2 separate regions of the Homo sapiens genome follow, and region 2 is linked to region 1. Evidence: read pairs that join two places in POLR2A ChIA-PET (ENCODE). Cell type or tissue: GM12878. All regions are shown on one strand. Links, peaks and the distances in the headings refer to the core of each region. The heading gives the core; the rest is flanking DNA. Region 1 overlaps SMIM14 (small integral membrane protein 14). Region 2 overlaps N4BP2 (NEDD4 binding protein 2).

What was found. Peaks named below come from ENCODE experiments on the same cell type or tissue, not always from the same donor. Only the 100,000 strongest peaks of a DNase experiment are listed, where the experiment ranks them.
Region 2: POLR2A ChIA-PET joins it to region 1 with 7 read pairs; 1 of 35 experiments calls an interaction of 5 or more read pairs at or near these places.

The regions. Positions count from the first base shown.
Region 1 is chr4:39,627,280-39,630,198 of GRCh38, reverse strand. The region is part of intron 1 of SMIM14 (small integral membrane protein 14); the gene reads left to right. Among named protein-coding and RNA genes, the nearest start is that of SMIM14, 10 kb to the left of the region's middle. In GM12878, for the core only: no CTCF peak of the experiment used is centred there; no DNase peak of the experiment used is centred there; H3K4me3 peaks cover 321 bases; H3K27ac peaks cover 468 bases.
Region 2 is chr4:40,120,368-40,123,286 of GRCh38, reverse strand. It overlaps N4BP2 (NEDD4 binding protein 2), which reads right to left. Exons shown (of 18, transcript NM_018177.6): 9 at 978-2,919; 10 at 75-160. Among named protein-coding and RNA genes, the nearest start is that of N4BP2, 65 kb to the right of the region's middle. In GM12878, for the core only: no CTCF peak of the experiment used is centred there; a DNase peak (open chromatin) is centred at 1,616.

The sequences.
Region 1 (2,919 bases), core at 218-2,717:
TCAAACTCCTAGGCTCAAGCAATTCTTCTGCCTCAGCCTGTCAGAATTGGTTTTACAGGTGTGAGCCACTGCGCTCAGCACTCTGCTTCTTTCTGCTCAGAGAAATCATATAGACAAGCATGTGAATGAAATATTAAGGAAAAGTCTTGATTCTGTTGTAATTTATTTAGATAACATTCATCTTTAACAAACTGGTACCATTGCTTGTAATATACCTCTCAAGTTTAGAACACACCAGTATTTTGTAATACAGCTGTTAAAAACTGCTTTCTGGCCAGGTATGGTGGCTCATGCCTGTAATCCCAGCAATTTGGAAGGCTGAGGTGGGGAGATCACCTGAGCCCAGGAGTTCAAGACCTACCTGGGCAACACATCGAGACCCCCTCTCTCTACAAAAAAGTAAAAAAATTGGCTGAGTGTGATGGCATGCACCTGTGGGCTCAGCTGCTCCGGAGCCTGAGGTGGGAGGATTGCTTGAGCTGGGGAGGCTGAGGCTGCAGGGAGCTGTGATCACGCCACTGCACTCCAGCCTGGGCAACAGAGACCCTATCTCAAAACAAAAACCTACTGCTTGCTTAACATTTATAAGCGAAGCCATTGTGGTGGCACACACCTGTAGTCCTAGCTGCTTGGGGGGTTGAGGTGGGAAGATGGCTTGAGCTCAGGAGGTCAAGGATGCAGTGAGCCATGATTACACCACTGCACTACAGCCTGGGCAATAGAGACCCTGTCTCCAAAAAAAAAAAAAATCATTTATAAGTTACTTGTATGCACTATTATGTGGGATCAACATAGTATGGAATATATATATATATGTATCTTTTTTTTTTTTTTTTTTGAGACAGAGTCTTGCTTTGTCACCCAGGCTGGAGTGCAGTGGCACGATCTCGGCTTGCTGCAACCTCTGCTTCCTGGGTTCAAGCGATTCTCCTGCCTCAGCCTCCCAAGTAGCTGGGATTACAGATGTGCACTACCACGCCCAGCTGATTTTTGTATTTTTAGTAGATATGGGTTTCCACCATGTTAGCCGGGCTGGTCTCGAACTCCTGACCTCAGGTGATCCACCCAGCTTGGCCTCCCAAAGTGCTGGGATTACAGGCCTGGCCTGGAATTTTTATATTTTCTGTTAAATTTTTCTGTTTCTGATTTATGGAAAACATTTTCCTGGTCGGGCACAGTGGCTCACGCCTGTAATCCCAGCACTTTGAGAGGCTGAGGCAGGTGGATCATCTGAAGTAAGGAGTTCGAGACCAGCCTGTCCAACATGGCAAAACTCCGTCTCTACTAACCATATAAAAACTAGCTGGGTGTGATGGCACGCACCTGTAATCCCAGATACTTGGGAGGGTGAGGCAGGAGAATCACTTGGACCCAGGAGGTGGAGGTTGCAGTGAGCTGAGAATGTGCTGCTGCACTCCAGCCTGGGTGACAGAGGGAGACTCCGGCTCAAAAAAAGAAAAAAGAAAAAAAAAAAAAAAGAAAAACATTTTCCTGAGTTTTTGTTTGTTTGTTTGTTTGAGACGGAGTCTCGCCTTGTCACCCAGGCTGGAGTGCAGTAGTGTGATCTCGTCTCACTGCAACCTCCTCCTACCAGGTTCAAGCGATTCTCCTGCCTCAGCCTCCCAAGTTGCTGACTTGGGACTACGCGTGTGCCACTATGCCCGGCTAATTTTTTTAAAAATATTTTTAGTAGAGACGGGGTTTCACCATGTTGGCCCGGCTGGTCTTGATTTCCTGACCTCGTGATCTGCCCGTCTCAGCCTCCCAAAGTGCTGGGATTACAGGCGTGAGCCACCGCGCCTGGTCACATTTTCCTGATTTTAAAATGTTAAAATTTAGAATATGACTAGTAAATATTCTTGGGTAGAATTTTTTTTCTTTTTTTTTTTTTTGTGATGGAGTCTCACTCTGTTGCCCTGGCTGGAGTGCAATGGCTTGGTGTTGGCTCACTGCAACGTCTGCCTCCCAGGTTCAAGCAGTTCTCCTGCCTCAGCCTCCAGAGTAGCTGGGTGTACAGGCATGTGCCGCCACACCTGGCTAATTTTTGTATTTTTAGTCGAGGCGGCGTTTCACCATGTTGGCCAGGCTGGTCTTGAATTCCTGACCTCGTAGTCCTCCTGCCTTGGCCCCGCAAAGTGCTGGGATTATAGGCGTGAGCCCCCACGCCTAGCCTTTTTTTTAGGATTAAAAAATTTTCTCTCCATGACACAGGAGGTCCTGATGACATGTGCCCTCTTGGGTGGAAATTTTAGAAAACGTTTTCAAATTATGAAACTTATGGTTATGATATTGAATACAAACAAAGATGATTTAATTGAAAAGCTTTCCTTTGTTTGACTCTTTATGATCAGTTTTACCCCTGGACCTTGACCAGGCACAGAGAGAATTCTTAGGATTGTACAAGAGTAAACTGCGGCCAGGAAAGGACAGGACATTAGTAGGTGAGAGACCAAGATTAAGAACAGAAGACTTCTTTCTTTTCTTTCCCTTTTATGCAGATGAGTGATAACTTTGGCCCCAGTGGAACACACACACTCCAGAGCACTATACAGAGAACTTGGGCTAAGGGTTAAAGATACTTTGGTCTTCAACTGACCCCAAGTTTTAAAACTTTTTCAGTTTATTAAGTACTGTTACAAATTCTCACTTGATCTTTGCGCAACTGTTTAAAATGAATAGTTTCAATTATCACTCTTGTTTTATAGATAAACTGAAGTCACAACAAGGCTAAGTGATTTATCTATTAATATTTCTCAGTACTGCCTTAAGTTTTTTGTCTAAGGATGTTCTTTCTGCTGTCCCATGATGTTTTGGCAAGTGTTGTCTAAAGTGATCCTAGAATAGGAGTCAGATAGAGGTAAAGAAAAAAGGGTCGCCAAGGAAAGAGAAGGTAATGTTTAAGACAGTCCTTTGGTCTGA
Region 2 (2,919 bases), core at 226-2,725, 490 kb before region 1:
TGGTAGATTTCACTGAAATTCAAAGGTTCAAAATGGACAAAAAAGGAGCTCTTTATAAAAAGAAGCCTACCAACCATTACAGATTCTTTCCATTTCTCATGAATCACTTTCGCCAGATTCAGATCTATATGAACCACACAATCTTCAACTGTTAGAGACCCTTGTGGGGGAAGGGGGAGGGAAGAAAATGTAATCATTACTCATTATATATTTGCAGAAAACATACTAAACCACCTTATGCATCACAAAACTAACTTGTACTATTAATTCCTAACTTATGCTTCTATTTACTAAATCTTAGAGTATTTCTATTTATGTTATATGCTATGTTACTGTCTTCACACTTCTTGACTACTGCAGTTATACAAAGCTTCACAGTAAATCTAAGTTATTCCTTTCCATGAGTCTAAATATGTTTACTTTATTCATTTCTATTAGTCAAGACTTTTCAATAAATATGTTCTAAAAAATTAATCTTGTCTTAAATGTATCTGGAGTAGCACCAAAGGATTTTAAAAGGTTCATCCGTACAATTAAGTGTGAAGTAAATACCAGAGAAAACGTTCAAACTATGTATGGGATAAATACAAACTCCATATAAATATTCTCTATTTCTTCCTATTGTATTTTTTAAAGTCCTCCAGAAATGTGTCAAAAATAAGGCACTATGTGAAGTTAGGCAACATAAAATTACTTTTGCATTTCAGTTAACATAGAATATAATTTTACAATCAAAATAGAACTCTCTAGCCAGGTACGGTGGCACATGCCTATAATCCCAGCTACTCTGGAGGCTGAGGCAGGAGAATCACTTGAACCTGGGAGGCAGAGGTTGCAGTGAGCCAAGATTGAGGCACTGCACTCCAGCCTGGGCAACAGAGCGAGACTCCATCTCAGAAAAAAAAAAAATACAAAATAGAACCCTCTGTAGTCTAGTCACACAAAGACACACACATGGTCATTTACTTTTTCCTTACCTGAATCAATACCAACAGGACCAAATAATTCATTAAGTTGAAAAGCCAGTTCAGGGGGTAATGCCAATTCCAGACAGTCTATGGTCAGAGATTTGGCCATCGCTGGAGTGGGATTCAATATCTCGGTTTTATCTTCCCCACTAACTCCAGCTGATAAACTACTTCCTGCCATTAGAATTTCCTTCATTTCCTTCTCATCTTCATTCATAAATTCTTCTTCATCTGAAAATTTCACATAATCCTTTGGAAAATTTTCATTTCTCTTTATTTCAAGAGAATCAGTAAAATAAATTTCTTCATTTAATTCAAGATTTGAAGTACTAGATACAAAGTTAAAAATATCAGAGAAATGTGAAGGAGAATGTATGTTGTCTCCAGTCTCTGTGACTACTAGGTTTTTTTCTGTTTCACTCATATCTTTAGGAGTAGTAGCTTTTAGAATACCTGGAAAGGACTGCTTACTGCTATATAAAAGTTCTTCCTGGCTGTTAGGAAGTATGTCATTATTATTCTTTAGACCCACAGCAGCACTGGGAAATATACTTGTCATCGATTCATGGTTTTCAGGAGTGACAGCTCTCATTTCCGCCTGCTCTGAGTTTCCTCTTTCTGCATCACAAGTAGACTGTGAGTCAGCGTTACTAATACCAATCCCATGGCTAAACTCTGGCACAGGAGAATTAGAATTCTCTAAAGTTCCTCTTTGGCTAATAATTTCTTTCAAATTCAACCCCAGAGAAAAAGGCCCAATTTGTGATCCATCACACGATTTTTGGAAATTCTCAAACTCTGTATCCTCACATAACTTAGTTTCAGAATCCAACAAAAGGCTTGTGGCCCAAATAATATCTTTATTGCACCTCTCATATAAGTCTTTCAGGGCTTCTAATGAAAAGGATCCAAACAGTTTACAAAGAATGTTAAGATTTTCAGATTCATCTGCACTGGTAAGCTCACTTTCTTCAACAAACGTGCTTTTATCATACATTACTCTATATGGAATTGCTTCTTGAACGTCTGATTTTGTGTTAATATTGAAAACTTTCGGCTTAAATCCATCTAATCTTCCTGTTAATACTTTGATAGAATCTGAAATGCTAATTTTATTCTTTTCTATTTTCCATAAAAGAGCAAAATCCTGTGGTTCAGTCTGGGTGCACATGCCTACTTCTTTTCCAGGGTCTCTCTTAGGCATTTGCTCTTGACATTCAGCTAACGTTTGTGGTTCTACTACTCCAGAAACAGTTGGTGCACTATTGGTAAAAGTAAGAGGCAACGATGTGTGTTGCCCATGACTCTTTTTACTTAGACAAGTCTGACTCTCACAGGTCATTTCACTGAGCAGCATTTCAGAACTTCCTAGATTGGAGCTACCCAATGTCTTTAGTTTTTGAGAGCTTGTGCCCCAACAGGCCTCATGTGCTGTAGATAAGGATATTTCATTCATTTTGTCATTTGTTCCAATTTCTAGGTTGGGCTCACTTAAACCAGTCTTTGGCATTCTTGATCTGTGTTCCCTCTGAGCTAAAGAATCAGATGAAGGCCAGTCACCCATAATGTTGAATGAGTTTTTGTCAATATTTTTATAAGCATCATATTTATAGCTATTGAGTGGCTCTGAAGCATCATCACACTGTGACTTTCTGCCATCCTCTACACTTTCATGTGGAGATCCTCGTTGCTGGACACAATCTGTATTCACAGATACACTGTTAACTAATTTGTGTGACTGAGGGTAATTATACTTTTTGTCGCTTTGTACGGATGAAGTTTTTTCAGTTTTTCTGTTCCTTTTTGTCCTCTGACCAATAGTCTTATCAACTGGCCAGTCACCAACAAAATTTGATAGCTCATGTCTTGGGAACTTTTCCAAAGTCGATTTGCTTTTTTGTTTCCCAAAGGCTTTTTTCGTTACTGTTGCTCTTTCTTCCACTATTTCACC